Linked DNA regions of Homo sapiens: regions 2, 3, 4, 5, 6 and 7 are each linked to region 1. A link is a loop called in an ENCODE intact Hi-C map of the cell type or tissue named here. Cell type or tissue: mammary epithelial cell. All regions are shown on one strand. Region 1 overlaps CTNNB1 (catenin beta 1). Region 2 has its middle 60 kb from the start of ZNF621. Region 3 has its middle 230 kb from the start of CTNNB1. Region 4 has its middle 82 kb from the start of CTNNB1. Region 5 has its middle 18 kb from the start of EIF1B. Region 6 overlaps LOC105377043 (a long non-coding RNA gene). Region 7 overlaps ULK4 (unc-51 like kinase 4).

Evidence for each region. A loop is a pair of places that touch in the nucleus more often than their neighbours do. Peaks named below come from ENCODE experiments on the same cell type or tissue, not always from the same donor. Only the 100,000 strongest peaks of a DNase experiment are listed, where the experiment ranks them.
Region 2: it touches region 1 in a loop (9-fold over the local background); 76 of 110 quality-filtered maps call a loop at or near these places.
Region 3: a loop joins it to region 1, with 5 times the contacts of the local background. A loop is called at or near these places in 35 of 110 quality-filtered maps.
Region 4: a loop joins it to region 1, with 4 times the contacts of the local background. A loop is called at or near these places in 26 of 110 quality-filtered maps.
Region 5: a loop joins it to region 1, with 18 times the contacts of the local background. A loop is called at or near these places in 18 of 110 quality-filtered maps.
Region 6: a loop joins it to region 1, with 4 times the contacts of the local background. A loop is called at or near these places in 11 of 110 quality-filtered maps.
Region 7: it touches region 1 in a loop (15-fold over the local background); 9 of 110 quality-filtered maps call a loop at or near these places.

What each region holds. Positions count from the first base shown.
Region 1 is chr3:41,201,352-41,205,351 of GRCh38, forward strand. The region is part of intron 1 of CTNNB1 (catenin beta 1); the gene reads left to right. Among named protein-coding and RNA genes, the nearest start is that of CTNNB1, 3.8 kb to the left of the region's middle. In mammary epithelial cell, a CTCF peak has its summit at 1,824 (motif pointing left); a DNase peak (open chromatin) is centred at 1,770; H3K4me3 peaks cover 1,671 bases; H3K27ac peaks cover 2,936 bases.
Region 2 is chr3:40,583,160-40,587,159 of GRCh38, forward strand. It overlaps the pseudogene RPL5P10. Among named protein-coding and RNA genes, the nearest start is that of ZNF621, 60 kb to the left of the region's middle. RefSeq lists an enhancer at 799-1,299. In mammary epithelial cell, a CTCF peak has its summit at 1,565 (motif pointing right); a DNase peak (open chromatin) is centred at 1,562.
Region 3 is chr3:40,968,801-40,972,800 of GRCh38, forward strand. No RefSeq gene overlaps it. Among named protein-coding and RNA genes, the nearest start is that of CTNNB1, 230 kb to the right of the region's middle. RefSeq lists enhancers at 1-473, 2,312-3,511 and a silencer at 2,804-2,853. In mammary epithelial cell, CTCF peaks have their summits at 2,461 and 3,085; DNase peaks (open chromatin) are centred at 2,541 and 3,001; H3K27ac peaks cover 1,396 bases.
Region 4 is chr3:41,115,939-41,119,938 of GRCh38, forward strand. No RefSeq gene overlaps it. Among named protein-coding and RNA genes, the nearest start is that of CTNNB1, 82 kb to the right of the region's middle. RefSeq lists an enhancer at 1,615-1,744. In mammary epithelial cell, no CTCF peak of the experiment used is centred here; a DNase peak (open chromatin) is centred at 1,693; H3K27ac peaks cover 641 bases.
Region 5 is chr3:40,325,406-40,329,405 of GRCh38, forward strand. No RefSeq gene overlaps it. Among named protein-coding and RNA genes, the nearest start is that of EIF1B, 18 kb to the left of the region's middle. In mammary epithelial cell, a CTCF peak has its summit at 2,398 (motif pointing right); no DNase peak of the experiment used is centred here.
Region 6 is chr3:40,845,631-40,849,630 of GRCh38, forward strand. All of the region lies in intron 2 of LOC105377043 (a long non-coding RNA gene), which reads left to right. Among named protein-coding and RNA genes, the nearest start is that of ZNF621, 320 kb to the left of the region's middle. In mammary epithelial cell, a CTCF peak has its summit at 2,090; no DNase peak of the experiment used is centred here.
Region 7 is chr3:41,879,248-41,883,247 of GRCh38, forward strand. All of the region lies in intron 17 of ULK4 (unc-51 like kinase 4), which reads right to left. Among named protein-coding and RNA genes, the nearest start is that of ULK4, 81 kb to the right of the region's middle. In mammary epithelial cell, a CTCF peak has its summit at 2,188 (motif pointing left); no DNase peak of the experiment used is centred here.

The DNA of each region.
Region 1 (4,000 bases):
TAAAAAAAAAGTACCCTTAAAGGTTTGAGGATGTCCTTTCACACCAGACAAAATTTGGTTAATTTGCGCCCAATATTCATTACTTTGACCTAACCTTTGTTCTGAAGGCCGTGTACAAGGACAAGGCCCTGAGATTATTGCAACAGTAACTTGAAAAACTTTCAGAAGTCTATTCTGTAGGATTAAAGGAATGCTGAGACTATTCAAGTTTGAAGTCCTGGGGGTGGGGAAAAATAAAAAACCTGTGCTAGAAAGCTTAGTATAGCATGTAACTTTAGAGTCCTGTGGAGTCCTGAGTCTCCCACAGACCAGAACAGTCATTTAAAAGTTTTCAGGAAAAACCAACTTAAAAAAAAATAAGGTGGCTAATTAAAAAAAAATGAAGCATTTAACAGTGTTCAGGTTTCAGAGTATGGAAGAGGGGTTTTTTAAACTGTTATCTGATTATTTCTTTTACCAACATGATATAGAAAAGTGTATTTCCAGTATTAAAATTTATCAGACTGAGCTTACTGTTCCTGTTAATGACTGGAATAAAAATTGGCATAAATGAGGGTCTGTATGCTTGTTTTAATAACACCACCACCAAGATAGAAAACGAGGAGGCAAGTTTCTCCAAGGGTATTTTGAAATGTGTTAGCAAAACTATTGCAGATACTCGTTTTTGTTATAGGGTGAGGTGGGGAGAGGCGCATGCTAAGTATTGTTGAAACTAGGGATGTAGAGAATTAAAAGTTTGAATATAATTATTTTGTAGTTATAAGTAGCAGTGAAATTAAATCTCCTGCAATAGACTATAGAAGTATATTTAGCCAAATGAAACTTCAGTGTTATTGAAATGAAATAATACATCTGTCCTGTTACAAGATTATTTTTATTTCTCTTGTGGTTTCCTAGCTTCTGATAATCAATAATTGTAGATGAGTAGGTGGTAAGTTTTAAGTTTGTACTTTGAGCTTAGTCGGAAGCATGCTTGACTGCCAACCCGGGGCACAAAGGATGAAGGCTTTTAGAACTGGACAAACTTCTAACAAAAGGTATTTGCAACTCTTTTGTAGTGTGTCATGTTGATTTGTGACATTGTTTTTGAAAATATGTGTTAACTTAGTTTTCTTGTAGCCCTCTTTTTATTGGAACTGTGGTATCTATTGTTGAAACTGCTTGACTGAGAACATTTTTATACCATAAAAGTAAATAGTAAACATAGCCCAGGAGCGGCTTCTGGTTTGTCCATCGTATGTAGCCATTGCCTCCTTGTACTCTCATTGAGAAGATACTGATTTGCAGATTCAGTTGTCCTTCTCTAACAGACTATTTATGTAATATTGCAGTTGTGATTGTGATAGGTAAGTGGACCAGTCGGTTAAAATAAATACTCAGGTTTCACAAAAGGAAAATAATATGATTTGTGTTGATCTAAATGAGTATAGGAGTTAACTCCTATAGTTTTTCATCACTTAAACTCAGGGGAAAGTTCTTTATTTCCTCTGTTTACTTAAGAATGCTGCTTTTGTGTTTCATGCAAGACTGAGCTTGACTCAGTTTGAAACCTAGGCTCATCTGTTGAGGCCTGAACCCTGCTGTCCTTGAAGTATGCATATAATTTGCTTCCTTCCTAAGGAAAAATAAGCTCTTGAAAGATAAAGTCAATCACATTAGGAACCCATTTTTAGGGTTTAGCCACTTTTTTTTTTTTTTTTTTTTAACTCATGGGCATCTCTTCTGTTAAGAGACATTCCCCACTCTCCAAGTTTCCCTCAAGCCTGAAGCAGCAGAGTGAGTAGTGTTGGAGCATGTTTTCATTGCATGCTTGGGTCATGTTGAGTGCCCTCCAGTGGATATAGTATAATGCTTGTGATTTTTTTTTTTTTAATTCCAAACAAGTTTATGTGGGATATATTTAGGAATAGTTCTGATGAGGGAGAATCAACTAAGAAACCTTTGATTTCTAAAATAATTAATATCATTACTGCTAATTAAAATACAGGCTTGAGAAAATGTCTTCTCAGCCAATATTTGCAGTAGAAAAGTCGGGAGGTTTTTTAAGGTCACTTTGAGTAGGCAGTTCTGCTTAAATATATCATAATGATAAACCAGAATCTCAGTATAGTACTTTAGGAGGTAAAAGATCATAATATTCAGTTATATTGATGAATTACAGCAACTGAAATTCTCAGAAAAAAATTAATGAAAATGTGAATTGTCAATTTGTCTAAAATCATTCACAGAGTAAAACATAAGTGCTCAACTTGATTATATTAGGAAATAGATAGAAATAAAGGTAATTGAGCCAGTGTATGTGACCTAAAATATAATGCCCTTAGTGACCATAGGGTTGGTCTCATTTGTACATAGTGGTGGGCCATGATGAACTGTGTTTTGCCCTTTGAATTTTTCCTTAAAAAGCTTTCTCTAGGCTCCTATGTTCATGGTTTTTCTGTTAGTAATATTATTTTCTGAAAATCCATGTTTCAAATCAGAATCTAATTAGCAACAGGAATGAAGCTTATTCTAAATTAGTTTTTGGAAGTTAAACGGTCAGCATATGGAAATTTTTCAGGGTTTAGATTTTTAAAAATTTGTTTTTCAGAATATGTTGCTGGAATGAAAACGTTAGCGTAGGGACGGAAAATGACACTTACCAGTGATTGCTTTACTTTGCCTGTGGAATTCAGTGTAATTTTGTGGAAACATTGGTATATGATTTTTTACTACTTAAGAAATGTATTGCTATAGTTAGGGTTTTTTTTTTTTTAAAGGCAAGAATGCCTCAAGTGCTTTATGTGAATGATTATTTCAGGATGGATTAAATATTCCTCCATCAAGGACCATACTTGTAAATCAGTGATTTCCAAGTTGGTGCTTAGTATTTACAGCATTTACTGTCTATAAGCTTCTGTTCTGATTTTTCAAGAGTTTTCTGAGAAATGAGAGTAGGCTTAAAAGTTCTTTGAAAAATTATGTACATACAACTTACTGAAAAAAATTGCTACCGGGGACTTAATTTGTCTCTTGAAATGGGCTACTTGCCTTCATTAATGTAGCATACTACAATTTGATGTTCAAGATATGTTACTAAGAATAAGATCGCTTTCAGAAGCCTTATATAGGATTGGTCTTACTACATTGTAGTGGGAATGGCTACTCAAATGTCTCCAGGGCCAGTTAGGTATTGGGTAAATGGGACCATGCAGACTATTAAAAATTGAAGTGCACATGAAGCAGCCAGTCATAAGCAGCTCCAGCCACTGTGTGGGAATATAGTTTATGTTGCCAGATCATCTGATTTCTTTCCCCTAAGTGGGAAATCCAGATCAATGTACATCTCTTGATTTGCAAGTGTTGGTGAACAAAATTCATATTTTAAGATGCTGTATTCAGCACAAATTAAATACACTTATTTGCTGAATACTGCCAGTTTGTCCCTCTGCAGTAGTACCATTTGAAGTACAGTGTTTTCATAATGATTCTGTGAAATGACTGGTTCTGTGAATGTACATAATTTAGCAGATAACATTGTTAAATTATTAGGTTTGTATTTATTTAGGCACTTGGGAAATGCCTTGTGTCAATTGATTATAGATTAGGAGCTTAAAAGCAAGATTTATATTATCAACTTATTTGTGAAGACTGGGAAACCCACATTTTTAAAGTTAGGAATTAAGATGGCCAGGTTCAAGGAAAAGGGGGAGAAGTAACTTTCTTATTACTCAACCATCTTAAATAGAGTTCTTTAAGTGTATTTTTAAGAGGTCTCAAAACTTAATCTGAAGGGACGTCAAATGCTGGACAAATTCTGTGTATACAACTCAAGTCAGCCCCCAATTTTACTGGTCTTTAAATCATGTCCTTTTTACCAGAAGTTTGCATTTCTAAGCTAAACTATTACTGTTAGACTAGATCCAAAACTTAAAAACAGTTTAGGTAATTAAAAATTAATTGAATATAAACGTTTTACTTAAATTAATGGCAAATGGCTTTTTGGCCAATTTAAGTTTAT
Region 2 (4,000 bases), 620 kb before region 1:
TGGGAGCTCAGAGCAGGGGCATGCAGGAGAGGGAGGACGTTGCAAGAGTTGTCTGACAAGTCCGAGTCAGCCACATGAAGAAGGGGTAGAAGATTTTCCAGGCAAGGGAGCAGCTTGTGCAAAATCACAGAGGTGGGGCTGGGCACGGTGGCTCACGCCTGTAATCTCAGAACTTTGGGAGGCCGAGGCGGGTGGATCACCTCAGGTCAGGAGTTCAAGACCAGCCTGACTAATATGGTGAAACCCCGTTTCTACTAAAAATACAAAAATTACCTGGGCATGGTGGCACATGCCTATAATCCCAGCTACTTGGGAGACTGAGGCAGGAGAATCTCTTGAACCTGGGAGGCAGAGGTTGCAGTGAGCTGAGGTTGCGCCACTGCACTCCAGCCTGGGTGACAGAATGAGATTCTGTCTTAAAAACAAAAAACAAAAAACAAAAAAAACTCCAGAGGTGGAAGACAGCAAAGCAGCTTTGCCTTGCTTGAGAGGTAAGTGGGCCACTTAGGAGGGTTCAGAAAAGGAAGGAAAACCCAAAGGTACACTACAGAGTCTTAAACTAACAACGCTGGCAGAAAACCAAACGCCCTCAGGAGTGTCTGGTCGTTCCTGTGACAGCCAGGACTAGGCAGGCCAGAGGGCCCAGATGAGCGCTGGCCTTGCCTGTAGCAGCAAGGCTGGAGGTCCTTCACACTAGATTAAACACAGATCACTTGGAAGGCCCTTGCATGCCCAGCCCCCTCTGAAGGTCACTGATCCTGAGTGTCTGGCACTGAGTTGTAGCTGCGGCCAAATGGGAAGTGCCTGGTCAGAGGTTATGTTGGCATGGTGTTTACAGAGTCAGTCCCTGTGTGCGGAGACACAACCCAAAGCGGCCAGGGCTGGTGGAGAAATGCAGGGCCATCAGGAGATTCCAGAGGCCATAGTGTGATCAGGATGTTTCTCGCTCTACAAATTTTCCTGAGCCCTGGCTCAGGGCCTGGTACTCTGCAGGGGCCTGGGATCAAGAAGCCTCTCCTAACTGCCCAGCAGGGGTAAAGACCCCTGATCCAGGACCACACCCAGCTTGAGGGATGGGAAGATACCTCCTGCCGCCCTACTCCTAGCTTGGCCCTATGGGCCGGGTGTCTTCTGGGCTGGTATGGTCCAGTTTGGGTACTGGAGCTGCAGTTCTATCATTCCATCTTCCCTGAGGAGAGGATCTTGGTGTTGATGGCCAACCGCACATAGGGCCATGGAAGGAGCACCAGTGTCCAATACCAAAACTGGATAAGCCAGTTGCATCCAATGGGTAAATCTCTTAACTTCTCAATTTTTCACCTGTGAAAGGGATTGACGTCTCTACCTTGCAGGGTTAATGGTTGAACGGGACAATGTGTAACGCTGAGGCCCAGGCCCAGCTCAGTCTTCCAGCTATAGCCTGGCACCTTGTAGAGGAGCATTCTCCTGCCACCCTGAGCTGGATGGACAGAAAAAGTCTCCACTGATGAGCAGAGGCCTGGCTGAGCCATTGGCCCCCGGACTTGGCTTGCTTTCTGGCCAGCCTGAGGCTCATGGCCTGCAGGGGGCAGCAGCGGGACGCACCGCCTAGGCCAGGTCTCCTGGCCCGGCTGCTTGGCTCTCTCTGCAGAGTCTGGGATGGAAAGTTCTCCTTTGCGCAGTGAATGCAGCTTGGGTCGATTTGTTTTTAAATGGGTAATGTTTGCAGTTCTTTTATACAAGCCCTTCACATCTGGCATTCAAAGAAGATAATCAGTCTAGACTATCAGACCCGATAGCAGCTTGTATGAAATTTGGGCCCGACTTTGCAGTAAAAGTGCCTCCCTGCTCCACGCCGGCGCTCCCTCCCTCTCCCTCCTTCTCTTCTTGTGACCTTTTATCTCAGCGGGAGCCCTGACTAGAAAGAGGGTTCTGGAAATGTGGTGTGTTTCTCATTAAGTTTCTGCAGCATAAAAGTCACGTGATGCAAAGCTTTTTTTTTCCCCTGTCTCCTGTCTTTCCCCTACGTAACTACAGTAACTCCTGCTGCTTAGGTTCCATTTAATTTGAGATGATTGAAGGCCGAAATCTTGTTGATACGAAGATTAAAAAAAGTCTGTTTCTAGGGTGCTGGTGGTATGTTTGGTTCATTTTTCCTTGGCAGTATGTTTTCCTTGGTGGTATGTTTGGTTCATGTTTCCTTGGTCAAACAATTCCCAATAAAATCGGTCCTCTGCTAGGGACCAAACAGCCCCTTTTCTTTTCTCTTTGCACATCTGTAAATTTCTTTCTTTAAAACTTGAGGCTCTGACTTGGGAGATTTTCATGCTGGGTGGCCAGACTTCTGAGAGGGCCCAAAGGAACCTTGTGGGGCTGTGAGGAGTCTCAAAGCACTAGGAGGGCCACTGCCGTGAACAGCTGCTCTCTTCCCTGCATCTGTTGAGAGACTCTCATCTGAGCCCGGTGGTCTGTGGCAACAAATGGAGACAGAGAGCAAGAGAGAGCGAGAGGTAACGAGAGAGAGAGAGAGCACCATAGGTTCTGACAACTGCTCGAGTCTCCTTTATCTTCTCCTGGGACCAGAGGCTGCAAGCCCTACACTACCTCTCTCAGTATAAAGCCACAGGTTAAAGTTTGTGCAGCTGATGTCTCAAAATAGGCCCCCAGCTTCATGCCTAAAGCACAGTTTCATGAGAGCATGAATTGAGTCACACTTGTGCAAGTGAGCGTTACAGTCACATTGTTGGTGCAGACCAAAGGTCCCTCCCTACCCACTGCTCTACAATGCTCAGCCACTGGCCTCCTCTTCCCTTGGGCCCCTCAGCATGGTCTTCAGCAGCTGGGGGAGGGGCCAGCCTTGCATCTTCCTTTGAAGAACAATGGGGTCCTGGAGTTCAGGGGTCAGTATCATCACTGCCTCATAGTCTTTGAGGGGCAGACTTGCCCATTGGGAGGCAGATCCTCAGGTGATGGCTGTCTCAATACCTGGCTTTTTGCTGACTTTTGTCCTTCCCTTCCCCTCCTGCAGCATCATTTCACCCTCTATTACCAACATTCACAGAAGCCTTTACGATTCAGCCCCACCCGCTTAAGCTTTAGTTCTGAACAACAGAAGAGAAACGAGGAGAAGAGGTATCCATTTCTAGTCTGACTGCCATGAACTCCCTGGGAGACCCTGGGGAGTCCCATCCACCATCTGCGCTTGTCCTTGTCTTCACAATCTGGGGTGGATTTGAGGTTTGCTCAACTCCCTTCCAAGTCAAAGAGTTTGTAGTAGGGGTCAGGAAACAATTGCCTGGAGAAGTCTGCTTTTCTTTCCTTCTTTTTCTCTTTTAGCAGCTTAGTCAATAAATTTATTGTCTTTATCTGAAAAATTCTCATAGAAAATTTCTTGGTTTAGCTCTCAGCAGCCTGTTCTCAAGCTCTGATGAAGCTTGCCTTCTTTTGAGCTACCCAGTGTTTCTTCTGGGCAAGAGACGTTTTGGGACAATTCCACTTTTTCTCTTTAGCTTCTTTCTTGGGCTTCTTTTCATAACCTGGATTCTCTCATATAGCAACGTGGGCTTTCTTACACATCTCCTCCATCATGTATGGAGTTATGCTGTTCTTTATGTATTGAGAAAACTGTTTCTTGTAAGATCTTCAGCTTCTTCCATTAGGTAATGCATGTAATCTGCAACATTCTGACCCATGATGTGCTTCCTATGTACTTCTGCATTAGATGCCTTGCTTTCAGAATCATAAGCAGGGAATCTGTTATTGTGTACTGTGAGAGATGGAGAGGCCTCCATTCACAGCCCCCTTCAGAGCCCCCAAAACTTTATTACTAGTGGTGGTTCTGGCAAGGCCTGCCTTCAAATAGCAGGTAAAATCACCCAGCTGACCATCAATGTTTTCCACGTTGTGTTCATCTCTGGTCACCTCCACTTGGCCTTCATAAATCTTGACCATGCCAGACTTACTGAGAAGCCTGCAGGCCAGCAGCAAGCCAGTACAATATGCTGTAGCATAATGTGTCAGG
Region 3 (4,000 bases), 230 kb before region 1:
ATTCTGAGTGCCTGCAATAGTGTGGTCTTCATATGGTTTATTTGGCTATAAACAGCATTCAGTGGTATTTGTGGCTTAGGGTGCAGTTGTTAATGGAGGCTGTGGTGAAGTTTTGCTGAGGATGGAAACACCAGGTAAATCAGTCCATGGGCTTCAGCAATGGCAGTGGCAAACTGAGCATTCCTGTCCTTGGGCCCTAGGGCAGCATACACTGGCATCAGTGTTCACAGGTTCAGGTGGGTCAATTCTTGGGCCCCTTGAGGACTTGCTCAGGTGCTAGTAGTTGCCATCATGGACCTGGTGGATGGGTGAGTAGGCTTCAGACCCTGAACAGCAAGCATGACATGGGCAATGGCAGTATCAGTGGTGGAACAACTGTCTGGCTCCTGAGCAGCCTGCACTGGTATTGCGGGTGGCTGCAACAGGATGGGTGGGCCAGTCCCCAGGCCCATATGTGGCATGTGTGGGTAGGTGCCAGCTGTAGTGGTAGTGACACATTGGGTGGGCTCAACCTCAAGCCCTCTGGAGGAGTGCTTAGGTATCAATGATGGTGGATGGGGTTAGGTAATCCTCAGGCCCCCGGGAAGCATGCTTGGGCATTGGAGAGGGTGAAGCTGGGCCAGGAGGACCTGGTTGCACATGCAGGTGCTGGCTGTGGTAGGCAGGGGTTGGGTGATTTTCAGGCTCTGGAGGAATGCTTACATGAGTGCAGGTGGCAGCAGCTTCACTGCAGCCCTCCTAGGGAGGGAAGGGTTGCTTTGAGTGGCAGAAGCAGTAGGCAGGTGGCTGGGGAGCATGTATTTCAGCCCCAAGCGGCAGTGGCAGGTGGGAGTGTCTATCCTCAGGGCTCATGAAAATGTGCAGCAGCTTGCACTTCAGCCTTGGTGGTCAAGAGGTTCTTTCGTGGCTAGGATTGCAGGAGTCTGTGTTGGGAATGCAGACCACTGGGGGTCTCTGACTTACCCTTTTCCTGCATTGGAGAGCCTCTCCATACTCCTAGCCAATCAGGCTGCCTTGCTTTCCTCTCCTTCCTTGCTTTAGGTGTTTCCTATCGCTTTCCTGTTGCATTCCAGTGTTCCCTCTTAGATGATCTATTCTAAGTGTGATTATCCACTCACTGTTTCAGTTCTTTGCAGAGGAAGCAAGTACCAGATGCCTCTAGTCAGCCATCTTGAAGCCTTGTGTCTATTAACTTTTATTTTCATTTTCAAACTATAAAATTCCTGTTATTTTCTTAATTCAACATGCTTTTATGAATGTAACAATATAAGCGTTTTAGTTCATATAGAGCCTCATTGTCCCAATCTTTTCTTAACCATTAGCCCTTCTAGCGATGTGGGTTTTTTTTTTTTTTAATGTAACCATTATGACTAGGGAAAAGAATATTACCCAGTAGTTTTCCCCTAAGTTAAACAAGAATTCCTTCTCACCCACTAAATTGAGTCACCCTGCTAAGGCCCCCATGAGCCCCTTTTCACTTTCTGTATTACTAAGCCCTTTGCCCAGCCTGACTAGATGGCAGCTATTTCCTGTGGGTCAGAGGGTTTTTAAGGCCTTTTTTGGAATTCTCCTTTCCTCTGGCTCAGGTATAAATGGTAATACCAAAAGGTAGTAGGTGGTATTTTAAGGAGACTGCTAGTGGACCTTCAAATGCTTTTCATTTCAAAACTTTAATTTTAATAATATTGCTCTCTTAGTTTGGGCTCCCTTAAAATCACAGCCTGAGACTAGACACAAGGACTTGGTGCAGGTGGTTTATTTGGGAGGAGATCCCAAAAAGCAGAGGTGAAAGAAAAGGGAGAGAGTGAGACAGGGAAGAATGAAAAGCCACTGAGTGTGCATCATTAAGGTTGCTGCTTTGGGCAACAGGGGCTCAATTCTTCTGTGACCTTTGGCAAGTGTGCAGAATGCCTTCTAGAATGTTCCCTCCAAAAGAGGAGTGGCTAGACTTGCTTACTGGCTCTCATTCTTCACTGGTTAGAGATGGCTCCTAGGGCGTTACCTCTCCATACTTGCAGGTTGTACTTGCTTGGGGGCTGACTGGGCTCCCAGTTTCAGAGATGGCTTTGAGGCAAAAAAACAGGGAAGCATTTTTCATGTTTCAAGAGGGCATTGTCATGGGAACCCACATTGCACTCTCTACCAGATCTGTGACAAAATCATAGGTGTGCTGAGGGGATTTGTTACAGGGTGCCAAAAGCATCAGCTACGAGCATATTGTCCCTTCTGAATAGACTGTTCCCCATTGTCCCTGTGGGGACACTTCCCCACCAATGGATCACCTGGTCATTGCTGTCCAGTCCACATGACATTGATGGGGAAGGTCACTGCTATTAGCCTCCCTTGACCGATGTCAGGGCTGTAAGGATCACTCTCCTCCATCTTCCTTCCAATCTAGCCCCTTGTCCATATCCTCCCTCTGTGGAGCTCACCTGTGTCTGGAAGGAGTTGTGCAACCTCAAGTGGCCTCAGTGAAAGCTGCAGTTGAAGAGAGCAATTCAGTTGACCACAAAGGAATGTGACAGAGAATCATCCAACGCTGCCTAGAACATCTCTCCTGCTCACCTCACCTGGCATGCTCACATGCAGCCATGTGGTCAGGGCAATACCGAGGCTGAGTTCAGTGCCACCCTGTGCTGCCCCTTGCCGGTGAACTTGTCACACTTGTTTACACATGTTTGCAGGCCTCTTTCTTATGGGCATCAGCAGCTTGTTGAGGACCATTCTATGTCTTCATTTTGTGCTCAGAACCTAATGTAGTGCCTGGACACAAAGGGTTCTCAGCAAACACTTGTGGATACAAAGGAGGGAGGGAGGGAGGGAAGAGGGAAGTCGGTTGCTAGGAGATAAAATGATTTGCTTATAGCACAGTTGCCAAAAATAAGTCACAAGTGGGGACTTCCCAGAACTAACCGTTCAGTGCAATACTTAGCTGAAATCTATTGCAAAATGCAGTACTTACTTAGGCACTTACTTTTGTCTTTATTGTTTTTTAAGAAAGAGATGCTCCAAAGGTCAGTGACTCAGACCACTAGGTGACTTGGCTGTGGTTTCCTATGAGTCAAGCCTACCAGACAGCAGAGGACAGAGGTGAACAGGAAACTGGGCCAGAGAAAAACCAGAGAAACAGAGAGTCAACACAGACGTCAAGGAGGCTTCCGCCCAGCTCTCTCAGGCCAAAGGGGCAGACAAACCCGTGAACTCCCAGATATTCATGTCCAAGTGAATGCAGCTGTACGAACTTCAGCTTGAAAACTTCTCTCAAATAGCAGGTGGGGAGAACAGGTAGTAAATGCCTGGGGTTGTGGCCGCTTCCTTCCCCAGCAGAGCTCTGCCCCAATGAGAACACAGGAAGGGTAGATAAGAGAGCAAAGTGGGCAGTTTTTCTTATTTATTTGTTTGGGTAAAGGAAAAACAAAACAAGATGTGAACACGCATATCTTCACAAACTGTAAAATTTATCTCTGTCCTCTATTCCCTGCATCCTTCTCCCTACTCTAACATCTTAACAATCCTAATATTTGCCTATTGTTACACAAAATGTACGCCAGTAGATATCAACATACCAATTAAAAAAAAACGAAAAAAATACTTTGCTGTTTTTCCTTGAAAGCACAATGACATGAGGCATCTTTGGAGAGAAGAAGCTGCCACAATCCGATGCCTCCTCGTACCTGCTACTAGCTGTGTAGGCTTGTCTGATCTAGCCCCCTGGATGTGAACAAACTAGAGCAACAGGGAGAAGCAGAGATGCAAAAGAGTTAATCATACAAATTGCTGAGTGTGCACAGGAAAAACATACTACATTTGTAATTGTGTTTACAGTGTACAAAGCACTCTCCCATATTCCTCATAATCTAACAACAATCCTGAAATCATCACTATTTACGATGCAGAAACTGAAGGAACAATAAATGGCATGTCCTATGCCATACAGCTAATACCAGGCAGATCTTGGCATTGAACTAGAGCTGTCTGAGCCTAGACCAAATATTGTTTC
Region 4 (4,000 bases), 85 kb before region 1:
CCAACCAATGAGAGTTCAATGACTCAAGATTAAAAAAAAAAAAACAGGCAAAGCAGTGGCTCACAACTATAATCCCAGTGTTGGGAGGCCGAGGCAGGAGGATTGCTTGAGCCCAAGAGTTAGAGACCTCCCTGAGCAATATAGCAAGACTCCGTCTCAACAACAACAAAATTAGCCAGATATGGTGGCACACACCTGTAGTCCCAGCCATTCAGAAGGCTGAGGCAGAAGGATAGCGTGAGCTCAGAAGTTCAAGGCTATAGTGAGCTATGATCACACCACTGCACTCCAGCCTGGGGACAGAGTGAGATCATGTCTCCAAATAAAAAATAAAGATAAATTAAAAAGCACTTTCTACTGTCCCATTACTTGAGTCACAATATTTCAATGCATGCAAAAGTATATATAGGTATTTATCCAAATAGGTAGCTATCTCAGGTGGGTAGGCATATAGGAATTGTGAATTTAGTTTCATTTTTTTCATTTCTTAGGATTTAGAGTCTATTTATGTGATATTTGAGGATCCTGCTTCCATGGACTGACATTCTTGCAAGCCCAAGCACAGAGCTGACTCTGCCAGCATCTTTTCCAGTTCTACCCCACCTATGAGAACCCTAAGAGTTAGGGACCACACAGGACAGATCAACCCTCTTTGTGATCCTGGCTGTGCCACTTATCACATTCAGCCTGTTTCCTCCTCTGGAAAAGAAAAATAGCAGGACGTCCCTTGCAAGGTATTTTTGAGGACTAATTGATAAGTGCAAACAATTTCTGAATGTTTATAGTCTTAGTTTGAAGGAATAAAACTTAAGTGGAGTTAAAGATAAAGGGCAAAAAGACCAATGAGAGAAAAGGGGCTAGAGACCATGTGGGGATTTAGTGGATTTAGTGCTGCTTGGAGGAAAGCCCCTGGGCAAAACAAGATTAACTTCTACAATCTTCTCCAGATTCTGAGAATGCACCAGATCACGGAGCCTAAGACCAATGTCTTGGTATTTGGCCTACACCTTACCACACAATCGTGCATTAAAAGCATAGCTCAGGGTCAACAGGACCCCCTGGTTTCCTGTGTGTCAGTCTGGCCTTCCCAGTCAGAACACAAGCTCCTTGTCTCACACGGGGCGTCTCTGTGTGCCCCGCAGCCCTGGGTGCAGAGCAGACCCTCAATAAATATTTGCAGATTGTCTGCTGGGAACGAGGCCTGACTTACTCCAGCTGCATCACAGACCTTCTGCCACCTCTGGGGCCCGTGGCTGCCTTTCAGACCTCAATGATACAGACGAAATGTGATTGCTACCAACTGTGGATAAAATAACCGTTTCCTTATACTCCAAGGGGAGAAAAAGCCAAGGTAGAGGCCTGGAAGGCTGTGGTGGCCACTGCAACAGGGCCCATGTGAATATCACAGACCTTCCATTTCTGTGACATAGGGAAAGGTCAGGTGAATGCTGACTTTTCTGGCTGGCTGGGGCATTACCAGGGCAGTGCAGCAGGGCCCATAGGAGAAAAAAATGGATGGGAGGACAGGAAGTCACCAAAGAGCCCTGCATTCTGCAATGATGTGGCGCTCTGACCACGCCCAGCCGCCCAGCAGCTCCAGCGAGGAAACAACTTCCTTTTGTGGTCTGACCCTGGCTGGCCGCCAGGGCTTCAACAAGAGCCTTGTGATGTGCACTTTTGAAATGTGTTGGTGGTGCGGAATGGCATGTCTAACTCGTGTTTAGTGCCCTTCAGCGTTTACGTCTCTTTCCCACGCCCACTGACGCAGACTGGCTGCATGTGGGGAGCTGGGGTAGTCGGCCAACCCAATGCCTGACCTTGTGGCCGGGGCACTTGAGACACGCTTCCTTTTCCCCTAAACCTGGCCTCAGTCAGGCCAAGGGTACGGCTCCCTGAAAGGACAAAGAAAAGAGAAAAGGAAGCCTGACTGATACTAGCTGCCAGACAGGCATTATGTTGTTTTTAATCTTCATGACAATTCTGTGGGGTTTTATGGCCTCCCTTTTACAGATGGGGAAACTGAGGTTCAGAGAAGTTAAATCTTTTTCTCAGGGTAAACACAATTAGAGCATGGGGAGCAGGGACTCCACCCTAGCCTGTCTCCTCCAATGATCAGACTCTTTCCAGACACCACAACTCCTCTCTTAAGACCCCAGGGTCACTCTCCTTGGGGTCAGAGGCAGCCACACTCCATGTTTCTATTGCCTGCATCCACGTCACAGATCAGAGTTTGAGAAGGGTCAGAGTCAGCCAGGTCAGTTCTCTCCATGCCCATACTTTGCTTTAAAGGCTTTTCACTCGATTTGGGTTGTTAATTCTCAAAGTATGTCCGTCAACGTGCAAAAGTTACTGTGCATATTCTTTTCCCACTGTTTTCTTGTTTTTCTGTTGTTTGTTACCTAAGGTAGCTCCTGCCAGTCTCTGTGTGTACTAGGCAATTCGTGCATTGCTATAAAGAAATACCTGAGACTGGGTAATTTATAAAGAAAAGAGGTTTAATTGATTCACAGTTCTGCAGGCTGTCCAGGAAGCATGGCAGCATCTGCTTCTGAGGAGGCTGAGGAGGCTTTTACTCATGGCAGAAGGCAAAGCAAGAGCAGGCACGTCACATGGTGAGAGCAGGAGCAAGAGAGAGAGAGTGCTAGGGGAGAGGTCCCACATACTTTTAAACAACCACATCTCACAAGAGCTCACCACTATCGTAAAGACTACACCAAGCCATGAGAGATCCGCCCCCGTGACCCAAACACCTCCCACTAGCCCCACCTCCAGCACTGGGGATTATAATTCAACATGAGATTTGGGTGGAGACAAATATCCAAACTACATCACTGTGGAAACACCAGCAAGTTGTCTGAGTGGTCTCTAGGAAACCCAAACCCCAACCAGTGGATGATAAATAGCCCCTCGTTTGTGAAGTGCTAACACCTTGGTGACACAGCCCTTCACGTCCCCTCCACTCACGTGATCTGGGAGGAGCTGCTCCAACCACACAGCCCCTGCCTTGGGCTAGTGCCCTCAGGAGATTAGAGTTCGAAGGCACATTGTTTATTTGGGAGGTAATCCCAGGAAATTCCAATAGGATAGTAAGGAAAGTGAGACGGGGAAGGAAAGGACAGTACAGGGGGTGTTCCTGATCAAGATGCCTCTGTGCGCAACTGGGCTCAGTCCCATGATGGCTCTCTGGGAGACTGGATAGGACATGCCTCAGAGTTGTGCCATCCAAGGGACAAGGAAGCTGGTGCATTTGCACACCAGTCATTGGTTTAGGGCTGCTCCCAGGTCAAAGTCCCTAGGCAGAGAGAGACATGTGGCTGCACACTTGTGGTGGCTCATACCTATAATCCCAACAATTTTGGAGGCCAAAGCAGAAGGATCACTTGAGTTCAGGAGATCAAGACCAGCCTGGGCAACATAATGAGACCTCATCAATACAAAAAAACTAAAAATGAAAAAATTAGCAAGACATGGTGGCCTGCACCTGTAGTCCTAGCTACTTGGAAGGCTAAGGTGGGAGGATGGATTGAGCCCAGGAGTACGAGGTTATAGTGAGTTATGATCACACCACTGCTCTCCAGCCTGAGTGAGACCCTGTCTCTTAAAAAGGAAAAAATTGCATGCTTGAGGTCAGCAGGTATATGGAAATAAAAGGTGCCATGGGAGATGGGCAGCTGCCAAGAGCACAGCAGGAGCCTCCATGGTGGTGCCATACAGGCTACCAGGAATGCAGGACAAAGCTCTTGCCCTCTTCCCTTCCTCCTCCTTGTTGGTTTAAATTTGGAAGATGCTACAGCAAGGGCTGTAGGCTGCCTTGTCTGCCTGCCTGCACACTTTCTCAGGGATCTCAGACCAGGGAAGAAACCATTAGGGGACCCTGTCCAGATTGGTGGAGTCTGAGGAGATAAAGATGGGGCACGTGGACTGGTAATCACTCAAAGGCAAACCTTCCAGAGAGCAGAAGAGGACTGACCCAGAGATCCCTTGATGAACCTAGCACATC
Region 5 (4,000 bases), 880 kb before region 1:
CAGCATCACACAGTATACCCAGGTCACAAACCTGCACTTGTACCCCCTGAATCCAAAATAAAAGTTGAATAGGAAAAAATAAAATAAAATAAAGTTCTGTAATGATACTTTAACACAAACTTTTTCTGTAAATATTAATAGTAAATATTTTAGGCTCACAGGTTGTATGATCTCTGCTGCAAATACTCAACTCTGCCATTGAAGCAAGAAACTGCCATAGAGTATATAAATGAATGAATGTGGCTGTGTTCCAATAAAACTTTATTTATAGACACTAAAATTGCAATTTTATATAATTTTCAGATGTCACAAAATACTATTCACCTTTTGATTTTTTTTCACTAACCATTTTTAAATGGGGGATAATTCCTTTCTTAACTATAGTTAACTATACTTTTTGGACCACATGAAAACAATAGGTAGGACAGAATTTAGTCTGAGATCCACAGTTTTCTGACCCTGGATTTAATGTGACACAGGAATCATGGCACTTGAAGGAACCACACACTGAACCAAGAACTTTTGATTAAGCAGCTCATTCCAATTAAAATAGTATTTGCAGCACCACAGTTGGCCTCAGGTTTTAACCTGAAGCCCCTAAAAGTAGGTTAGCCCAGTAACAGTGGATAAAAGCCTATTTAGAGAGACATTTCCAAAGCATGCCAGAGAGAGACCTGAGTTAGAGGCCACTTGGCCTTAAGGTCCTTGGATATTTTCCCCAGGTGGTCAGGGCCATGTTAGTACCTGTGTCCGAGGACCGAAATTGCCTCCATGGATTCCAGAGTTGCAACACACATCCTTGTTCAATTTAGAGAGGGAGAGAAAAAAATAAAACATCATTCAGAATTGCCTTTTTGACACAGGCAGTGTTGGTGTCATGAGGACTTTTTGCTAAAAGGCCTAGATTCTGTCCTGGCTCTGCTGTCAGCTCCTGTGACCAGGAGACGCTCTAAGCCCTGACTGCCCAGTCAAAATCCTGGTGCTGTTGATTTCTAGCTGTGCCATATTAGAAATCAAAAAGCCTCAGTTTGTTGATTTCTAACAAACTGAGAGATACCTCCATTTCCATATATATAAAGTGGAGATATATCTCCCAAGCCTCTGTTTCCATACCTATAAAGTGGAGATGATGATGATAGCCTCAGGGACTCATTGTGGGGATTTTATTGCATAGTGCTTTGCACATAATATGCATTTAACAAATGTTAGCTTTTCATTATTACATATCAAGGGAGAAAACATTGGTCATGCTATCTTTATGGAAATCAAAGAGGAAAGGATATGAAAATGTGAAAGGGTGAGATCTAATGTGGAATTTCAATCGTCTTTTTACAAGCAGAGCTGTGGAACCCTGGGACTAACCCTTTGTAGTTATAGCTCCATTTTTTTTTTTTTGGCAACTTTTCTCTTTTTTTTTTTCTTGATCAGTGTTGCCAGAGGCTTATCAGTTTTTATTCTTTCATCTTTTCAAAAAACCAACCTCTAGCTTTAGTGATTCTTCCTATTACATGCTTATTTTCTGTTTTATTAGTTTCTTCCCTTATGAGTTTTCTTCCTCCTACTTTCTTTGCATATTCTTTTTGTAACTTCTCAATTTAGTTGCTTAGCCCATTAACTTTTAACTTCTTTTCGAATGTAAGCACGTAAGGATGTAAATTTCCCTTGCGCAGCCTGCAGATTTTGATATTTAGTATTTTTGTTAACATTCACGTGCAAACATTTTCTTTTCTTTCTTTCTTTCTTTTTTTTTAGACGGAGTCCCGCTCTGTCGCTCAGGCTGGAGTGCAGTGGAGCGATCTCAGCTCACTGCAAGCTCCGCCTGCCGGGTTCACGCCATTTTCCTGCCTCTGCTTCCCGAGTAGCTGGGACTACAGGCGCCCGCCACCACGCCCGGCTAATTTTTTGTATTTTTAGTAGAGACAGGGTTTCACCGTGTTAGCCAGGACGGTCTCGATCTCCTGACCTCATGATCCGCCCGCCTCGGCCTCCCAAAGTGCTGGGATTACAGGCGTGAGCCACCGCGTCCGGCCTACATACAACCATTTTCTAATGCCTGTTTAATAAGGTGTCCTCCACTCCTTGGGGAGCTCTGTGGTCTATCGCCCTGCTCAAAGCCTTCAGAAATACGCAGTGCTGTTGGCATCCTCCTCAACCTTGTTCGTTTTCACTACTTGTGGCAAAACTAATTCAAATATTACATGTGGATATAATTAGGTGTTAACTGATTTCCTTGAAGACAGCATTAACTTTCCACTTTCTCATTATCTTGGGTGTTTCTATGCCTCACAGTGTGGCAGGGATATTTTTACTCTGCTTTAGTTAACCGCAAATCCACAGGTGTGTTTTGTACTTTCACTAGTTGAAAACTGGTAGATGCAGTACTCACACATGGCCAAGAGATGGTGCTATTGACCCATTTAGGTCCAGCCTTTATGTTTTGTATGCTGTAGTCATCTAATTTGCTTGCTTGTCTTTGAGTTTGTTTCAGAGAAAAGGTCCAACATCAGAAGAGTTGAGAGGTTATATGATACTGGCTAAACTCTTAGATCCTCTAGGCACTCAAGAAAAAAACATAACAAATAAAAACTCTGGTTTTAAAGATGCAGAGAAATGTCTGGCAATGCACCCTCAGGGGACCTCTCATTCCAGAAGTCTAGAAACCTCCCAGAAGGAAGAAGCACTTGCTTTCCTGTGTCCCTATGTTTGCGAAAGCTACTCAGCCATTCCCTGGAGAGGTTTCTCTTGGTGCAGTCTCTCAGCTGACGTTTTGGATCACAAATGAGCAGTCCGCACATAACTCAATTTCAAGAGTTAAAAATCTTAGCCTTTAGTTGGGAACAATTTTCCAACAAACAGGATGTGGAAGTGATGTTATCTGAGGGAAGACATGGTGCCTCTGAGCTGTTAGACCTTTCCAAACTACACATATGCCTGGCCTGTGTTCACAAGTATACACACACACACACACACACCCGCCCCCCCCCCACACACACACTCATTCCCCTTCTCTCTCTCAAGTGACCTGATCTCCAATCCCTCTGCAGCCTCCTGAGGGCTTCTTATTCTTTAATATGAATGAGAGTCACCAGGCAAGTTTATTAAAATGCAGATTCCAACTCAGGAGGCCTGGAGTGGCCCAAGGCTCTGCATTTTTAACAAGCTCCCAGGGGATACCGGCCATCTGGGTTTGCAGGCCACATTCTGAGGAGTAGAGGTTCGTGGCAGTGCAGAGTGGCATAATGACAGGCATCAATGTGGTTGATTCAGAGATGCCCCAGTGTTACCGGATCAAACCCAGGGTCGGGCTGCTTATTCTCAAGGCCCAGTAATGAGATGCAGATGAACTGGGAGAGAAGAGAATTTATTTCTGTAACCGGGTAGGCAGACCAACTTAAAATTACAAAGCTTTCCATTGTTTATATACCTTCTAAGCTATATGTCTATGTGTAAGTGCATTCATCTAAAGACATAAGTGGTTAACTTCTCCTAATATAACTAAGGTCTGAGTTTTGAAGACCTTTCTCTGGAGCCTCAGTAAATTTACTTAATCTAGATGGCTCCAGGTGCCGGAGTGATTACCCTTATCTCGTCTCCTGCTAAATCATGGAGGTTTGAGGAGTTCCTTTAGACCATCCTCCCCACCCCCCTGCCCAGTAAAACTTGTTTGTGGAGGTCTGGGGAGTTTCTTCAGACCCCCAATAAAACTTGTTTAATCCTACATGGGTCCTGTTAAGAATTCCTTCGTTATCGTGTCAGGCTTCAAGGCCCAGGAAAGGCCTAGGCAAAACTCTTGGTGGGCTTTGTTACATTCCAGCCTTTGCATAAGGAGACTGGCTCTATTAGCTTTTAATATTTAACCTAACCACTCAGTCAGTGCCGCAACAGTTGTCATGGAGGCTTGCCTGTTCAGCTGTTAGTGAGACCTGGCCTGCCATGCCAGGACTCAGAATCAGAAGCCCTGGATTCAGATTCGGGCTCTACCACTTTCCAGCTTTATGGC
Region 6 (4,000 bases), 360 kb before region 1:
ACTACCACATTGTATGAAAGCCCAGTTAAGGCTGGGTGCGGTGACTCATGCCTGTAATCCCAGCACTTTGGGAGGCCAAGACAGGAGGATTGCTTGAGCCAGGAATTCAAGACCAGTCCAGGCAACACAGTGAGACCCTATCTCCATAAAAAAAAAAAATTAAAAAATTAGCCAGATGTGGTGTGCACTTGTAGTTCCAGCTACATTTGGGGCTGAGGTGGGAGGATTACTTGAGCCCAGGAGGTGGAGGCTGCAGTGAGCCATGATCATACCACTGTACTCCAGCCTAGGTGACAGAGCAAAACTCTGTCTCAGTAAACATGAACAAGAAAAAAAAGAAAGCCCAATTACCAAATGGAGAAGTCACAGACACACACACACACACACACACACACACACGCACAGAGAGAGAGAGAGAGAGAGTGCACCATCTTAGATGTTTCAGCCTCAACAGCCACCACACAGAGGAGAGGAACCACCCAGCTGAGCCCAGCCTAGATGGCAGAATTGTGAGAAATCATAACTGTTGTTTTAAGTTACTAAGTTTCAGAATGATTTGTTGTATAGTAGCAGATAACTGAAACAGTGCTTAATAAGTATTATTTAAATTAATAAATATAACAATCAACCCTGTTAGGTATGAACTACTCCCCACATTTCACAAATGAAGAAACTGAGGTTTTACGAATTACATGACCTGCAGGATGTCACATTGCTAGTAAATGGCTGAGCTGACACATGATCCCAGGCTGCCTGATTTCAGTCTTCTCACTTAACCAAAATACGCTCATGCCTCTCTACAGAGAATCAGGACTCCCATGTACATGGTATATAATAGTGGTGCCCTTTGTTCAAAGGAAATATGTTAGAATTCTTGGATTAACAGATGCTAATGGCTCCTGACTACCCCTTTCCTTCATGGTTCCCTAAAGGAGCCCCTATGTCAGTCTTTTTACAAAGATAGATGGTGGCCGTGTGAACCATGTCTGGGAATGACAGCTGCTGACAGGAACAAGAGGACAAGAGGACAGCTGGGAAAGGAAGTGGCATTTGTTGAATAGCTGCCATGTGCTGCTATCTGTACATGACTGACTGATTAATCCTTAGGCAACCTAACAAGGGTGGCATAATGATCTCTGCTTAATAGATGAGAAAACTGAGACACAGAGAAGTTAAGGAACTTGCCCAAAGTAACCTAGAAGTAAATAGCAAAGATGGGATTTGACCTCAAGTCTATCCCTCTCCAAAGTCTGCAGTCTTTCTGAGTTAACCAAACCAAAGACCTGGGCTTATACTAGTTGTATAAGATTGAGACTTGAGATTTTTACTGTTGGAGGTAAGGAAGTTTTCAGGTTTTAAGCTTTATTTCTCAATGTACTAATTTTGCCATAACAAAAAGCCAACCTGGGGGTAAAAACAGAGGAAAAGCAACAACAGTGGGAACTAATTAAAATGCAAAACCTGTGTGGGAAAGCAAAGTCAAACAGAAAGAACTCTTGACTGCAGCCTTCTGAGATAACCAGGCATTGGGAGGGTTTCTGCTCTGTGGAAGGTCTTGACATCAGTTGATGGGGCTAATCCTCACAACAGGGTCCTCATGCTCACACAGAATGATACCCAGTTCATTCCTCTGCATCAAACACCTGTAGCAGACACTGCTACTTGCTATAGTGAGTCTCTAAGGAATTTTAAAATGTCTTGAGAAGTTAAATCAATTTCTAAAAATTGCCCTGCATGTTTTATGGCTCCAAGGTACATTAGCAAAGATTCTAGAGTCTACAAGAACTTCTGCAGCCTTGTAGTTTCTGTCCACTTAGAGGAACCCTAGCTCAGTAGCTGAATCCTGGGACAGTATGTCTTTGTGAAAACACACACACACACACATACACACACACAAATACAGCTGATAAGCCTCACGGTGTGGACTTTTATCGGCAAGCCACGCACTGTTCTAGCTTCCTTTGGATTTCCTAGTTACTTAGGAGTCAGTCTGGATAGCTCTCTCTCTCTTTAGCTCACTCGCTGGTTCTGTCTTCTCTATCAGAATAGAGGCTGCCAGACCAGCTGAGCATTGTCTGTGTTCCCTGTAGGCTGCACTAGAGACACGTGCAGTCTGCCCAGTCTGTTCCTGCATTCTGTTTCCTTCTGCCTTCATCCCTAGCACACAAGGGATGCAGGCATCTTTGGAATGCTCCCTCTTACCCAGGCCCACAGCAGGTGCTGAGGCTCTGGAAGTCTGTGGTTACTGACTATCATTGTTCCCTCTGGGATTGCCTTGGGAGAGGAAGCGTGACCAGCCACCCACAGGCTGCGGGGGTCCCCTACTCCTCCTTGTAGCTAGATCCAACTAGGAGGCTGCAGCAGGGAGTCTGGAGGGGCCTTCCCACCTCTAACATTGTAAGACCAGACAGTCTTTCCCCATTAGCAGACTGCCATGCTGGGAAGGGCAAGCCTTTCCTTCCCACTCTCAAAGTCTCAGCCCTGCCATGCCCATGTGGGGAGCCCTTCTAGGGTCATTCTTGGAGGGCAATGCATGGATGAATCTACGAGCTTGTGTGGGTTTTGCTCTCCACACATAGGACTACCTGCTATTTACATAATAAGAGGGAAGCAGACACATATGTGGGGTTGCCTTAGTAATTAGACACATGGCTGGTCCCTTCTTTTGTTGCCAAGTAATTGCAGCATCTGGTTTACCCCAAGAATGACTCTCCTATTAAAAAGCAGAGGGGAGGAAATAAAGACCTTATAAACCCACGCATATCTGCTGGTAGAGCTGCTGGAGAAACAGGCAAATTAAGAGCCTCATTTTGTAATTTTGTTTAAAGCAAAGCAGCAATAAGCACCACTCCTGCCACCCCTCTCCCCATCTCATAAATGCTTCCAAAAGCTTTAGACAACTGGAGCTTATGAGAAACTGACTAACAATATTTTTGGAGCTATGAAGTCATCTGTCACACCACCAGGAGGATTGGATCTGGGGCTCCGGGCTCCATGACCATATATAATATTAAATCTTGCTTGCTCCTCTGCGCACTGAGCTATGAGATCATGTTTATTGTCCTCTCCACAGCTGCATTAAAATGATCTGTGAATCTGTCTGAAAAGGTTCTTTGCTCATCACTGCAGAGCAAGGCTCAGGCTCATGGCTGAACAGGGAGGCACACACTCTCAGATAAAAAAGGTGAAGTATGGAAGAGAAAAGACTGAGATATGGGATTTCTGGGTTGGAAAATGACTTTGGCAAGTCATGCAATCTTCCTGAGACTCAGTTTTCTCATCTAAAAAATGGGAATAAGAATAGCTAGCTCACCAGGTAGACAGCTAGATATTTGCCTTGCCTGTCTCACAGGGTTATTTTGGGGCTCAAATAAGGTAGCAAAAATAATGTGGGTTTTTTAATCACTATAGAAACATGAGATGCTATTATTTGGTCCAGCCATACTGCAAGGAGAATTCTCAAGGCAAACGTGGAGAGGAGCCTGCCTTGATTGCGTCAGCTCGGAGTTACTCTTTTAAGGACCCTTGTCCTTATGATCCTTCCCAAGGTATAGGTTGATTTTGTTTTCTTTCTCTGTAAGAAGAGGAAATTCAGCCAGGTGTGGTGGCTCATGCCTGTAATCCCAGAACTTTGGGAGGACAAGGCAGGTGGATCACTTGAGATCAGGAGTATGAAACCAGCCTGGCCAACATGGTGAAACCTCAACTCTACTAAAAATCCCAAAACTTAGCCTGGCATGGTGGTGGACGCCTGTAATCCCAGCTACTCGGGAGGCTGAGGCAAGAGAATCGCTTGAACCTGAGAGGTGGAGGTTGCGGTGAACCAAGATCACACCACTGCACTCCAGCCTGGGCGACAGAGAGAGACTCCATGTCAAAAAAAAAAAAAAAGAGGAAGAAGAGGAAACGCACATCTAGGAAAGCTTATAGAATTCCCAGCCCCAGGTCTATGAAAGGCAGAATAGGGTAGGAGCATCTGGGAGCTCTAGCCACTTTAGGG
Region 7 (4,000 bases), 680 kb after region 1:
GATAATGAAATCATGGTTATACATTTTTCTAATCCTTTTCTGCTAGCAAAAGATATTTACTAGTAAAATGATATCATTTTATTTAAAATACTCCAGCAAGAAAGAGAGAGGGAGAGAAAAAGGGAGAGGGGGAATGAAAGCAGGACACAAGATGAAACAAGATTAGCCAGTGTTGATTGCTGGAAGCAAATGATACTACCTCATTACTCTAGCCTCTCTACTTCTATATATGTTGAAATTTTCCATAATTTAAAAAAAAAAAATTTGAGACAGGGTCTTGCTCTGTTGCCCAAGCTGGAGTGCAATAGCATGATAATAGCCCACTACAGCCTCAACCTCCCAGGGTCATGTCTCAGCCTCCTGAGTAGCTGGGACCACAGACGTGCACCACCACACCAAACTCTATTTTTTCTAGAGACAGGGTCTCCTTATGTTGCCCAGGCTGGTCTCAAACTCCTAGGCTCAAGTTATCCTCCCACCTCAGCCTCCCAAAGTACTGGGATTACAGCCGTGAGTCACCACGCCCAGCTGATAATAAAGAAATTTAATGAATGGGTTAACCTAAAATGTCTGTTAATACTCCTTTTGGCCAGGAGTGGTGGCTCATGCCTGTAATCCCAGCACTTTGGGAGGCTGAGGCGGATGGATTATTTGAGGTCAAGAGTTCGTGATCAGCCTGGCCAACATGGTGAAACCCCATCTCTACTAAAAATACAAAATAAATTAGCTGGGCGTGGTAGTGCATGCCTGTAATCCCAGCTACTCGGGAGGCTGAGGCAGGAGAATCGTTTGAACCTGGGTGACAGAGGTTGCAGTGAGCCAAGATCACGCCACTGCAATCCAGCCTGGGCAACAGAGTGAGACTCAGTCACAAAAAAAATTCCTTTCAGTTTTAGAATTTGATGGGTCTATATTAAATTTCATAAAATATATCCACTGCACGCTTCAGACTAAATATATTGGCTTAATATCAGAAATGTTTTTTAAAATTATTACACATAGAAACCACAATGATTACAGAGTGGTAAATGTGTTATCTAGGAATATAAGCTTCAGATGGTTATATTTTTCAGTAAAAAAGATACAGATGTCAATAAATGCTTCTAAATGCATAAAGGAGATCATGACCAGTTATTTTCTGTAGCTGTTGATGACAGAATAAGATGAAAGAGATTTAAATTATATTACAAGGATAGTAAAATAGATTTTTGCTCCATTTTTTCTGTCTCTTTATAACAAATTATACCATCATATTCTTCTGACATTCTTTTAATCATTCATTAAACTCTCCAGCATTAACTGCCTAAAATACACATTACTTTGCTGGCTCGGCACTGTGGGGTACAAAGGTGAGTAACAAAATGAGGTTCTATGCCATTAAAATGCTTATAGGGGCCAGGTGCAGTGTCTCATGCCTGTAATCCCAATACTTTGGGGAAGCCAAGACAAATGGATCACTTGAGGCCAGGAGTTCAAGACCAGCCTGACCAACATGATGAAACCGTGTCTCTACTAAAAATACAAAACTTAGCAGAGCATGGTGGCATGAACCTGTGGTCCAAGCTACTCGTGAAGCTGAGGCTGAGAATCTCTTCAACCCGGGAGGCAGAGGTTACAACGAGCCAAGATCACACCACTGCACTACAGCCTGGGCAACAGAGCGAGACTCTATCGCAAAAAAATAAATAAGTAAGTAAAATAAAATAAGATGCTTATAGGGTCTGCAACCACAATTTTTCCTGTTCACTGAGAGTAAACCTAATAGAGAATTTAGGATTCATCTTACACTTGAAATTTTGTTACTGATTATTGAAAAATTATCTACAAGCACCCAATTGTGAGTTTTACAGAAAACTGGTCTCAAGAGTTATGAACCAAAGATTCACTCCACGGGGTTCCCAGATCCCCTAAAATCATGTGCTAGGTGTTGACTTTATTTTTCTGGAGAGACTATAATGGTTTTCATTCATCTTATTCATCTCAAATGGTAAAAATCACCAGTGGAATGGAGCCACACATCCTGTAGCAGAAACTTCTAAAAAAAAAAAAAAAAAAAAAAAAAACAGGAAAAAGATGAAACATGGTACCATGTACCTGCTCAGCCTCCACAGATCCTGCTTTTGGAAACTGAAACATAAATTCTTAAAACTTGCACAACTTTTTTTCTGGTGCTTGAATGACCTCTAGTGGCTACTTAAATTATCACAGCCAATTGCTCACAGCAGGAATTAGGTTGGTGCAAAAGTAATTACAGTTTTTGCCATTAAAAGTAATGAAATAAAGAACTAAAAAGTGTTGAGAAATAACAAAATTAAGATGGCATCACAAAGGAGCACCTAGCTCAATTTCAAGTTATTATACAAGCTCTCTATTATCCAACCAAATGTAGTTCACAATACAGTGTAATTCAAAATAGTTCACCAGATAGTTCAGTACACGCCATTTTTTTTAATCAAATAAGTATGATTTTCCCTAAATTCTTGCATTTCGAACTAATAAAGCATCAGCAAATACCCATGAAGAGAACAGTACTGGAATAAAAGATACAAGAACCTCGGGAATTAACATCCACCCTTTCCTCTCAGTTGAGGCAGCACCAGGAATACAATGTCAACAAAGTACAACAACTGGAGTAAGAGAAATACTTTGAGAATATAAACTGGCCACAGAACTCAACCTGAGTGAGAACAGGTAACAAATATGGTTCAGGAACTGCTGGGCCAAACTCTCCAAGTGGGAGTACAGCAGCAGCAACAGCAAGTACCAGTAGAATGAGGCCATCACATCACCCAGGGTGACCAACAGGTCCCAGGTTACTTCACATGCCCTCTGCCCAGCCCCTTGACAATTCCTGCAGCAGCAAAACACACCATCTTCCAGGCACTGCCACACGGAGTCCCAAGAATGCTGATACAGTTTTATTTATTTTGAAATATTTGTCAGTATCTATACATACACAAGGCACTGTCTAGGCACTGGAGTGGAGTGTTGAACAAGACAGTTCAAAATCCCGATTCCAATGGAGCTTGTAGTCTAGTGTGGAAAGAGAAATAAATACATAAAATGCCAGGTGGTGATACATGCTGTGAAAAAGATAAAGTAGAACAATGGGGTTTGGAAATTACAGGGTGGTCGTAGTATTCTTTTCTATAAGTTGATCATCTCAATTCAGACTAGCTTTTCTTCAAGCACTCAATAGCCATAGTGGCTGGTGGCTACTATACTGGATAGTTCAACAAATCTGAAACTATCATCCATGCCTTTTTAGTTCATAATCTTTATCCTCTTTCTTTCTGAATCCTAAGAGAATTCATCCAACTGATCTTCAAATTCACTAACTCAGCTTCCTAAAGTATCCATCCTACTTAATACTTATTACTGCAACTACTGAATCATTTAATTCAACAGTCATATTTCACATATTCAGAGGCTCCTTCTTCACAGCTCCTGAGCAACCAATGCCTGCTCTGACGATGCAGGAACATCCTCTAAAATCTTGGCACTTTGTCTTGGACTTTAAGTTCTCTCCCATCTCCTACAGCTACTCCATCTCACTGGAGACCTTTTGCTCTGAGCCATCAGAAGGAACCCCCATTTTTGAGATCCTAAGCCTTCTCATCTTCCTGGTAATACTGCCCTAGATGCTCAATCTTTCAGACAAAAATCTACCTGACACATCTCTGAGAACCAAGCTGGGTACCATCAGTAATCATATAGGTCACAATTCATTTTTTTAGGCCCCCCAAAAAAGGAAAAATTTAGACTTTGTGGCATTTTACTAGTAACTCAGAGATCCAGCAGTTTGCAGGAAATAGAGATGGAATTGTAAGCAAGGGAAATACACTGAAATTAAATTAATCTCCACCCAGACACTATAAGGCCAGCTGGGATACTATCCCAGCAATTGGCTGCTGCAGTGAACAGCACAGAGAGAAAATGTTCCAATTCCTCTTAAGGCTCCAAATACCAGTTGGCTACTACAGTGGACAAGACAGACATA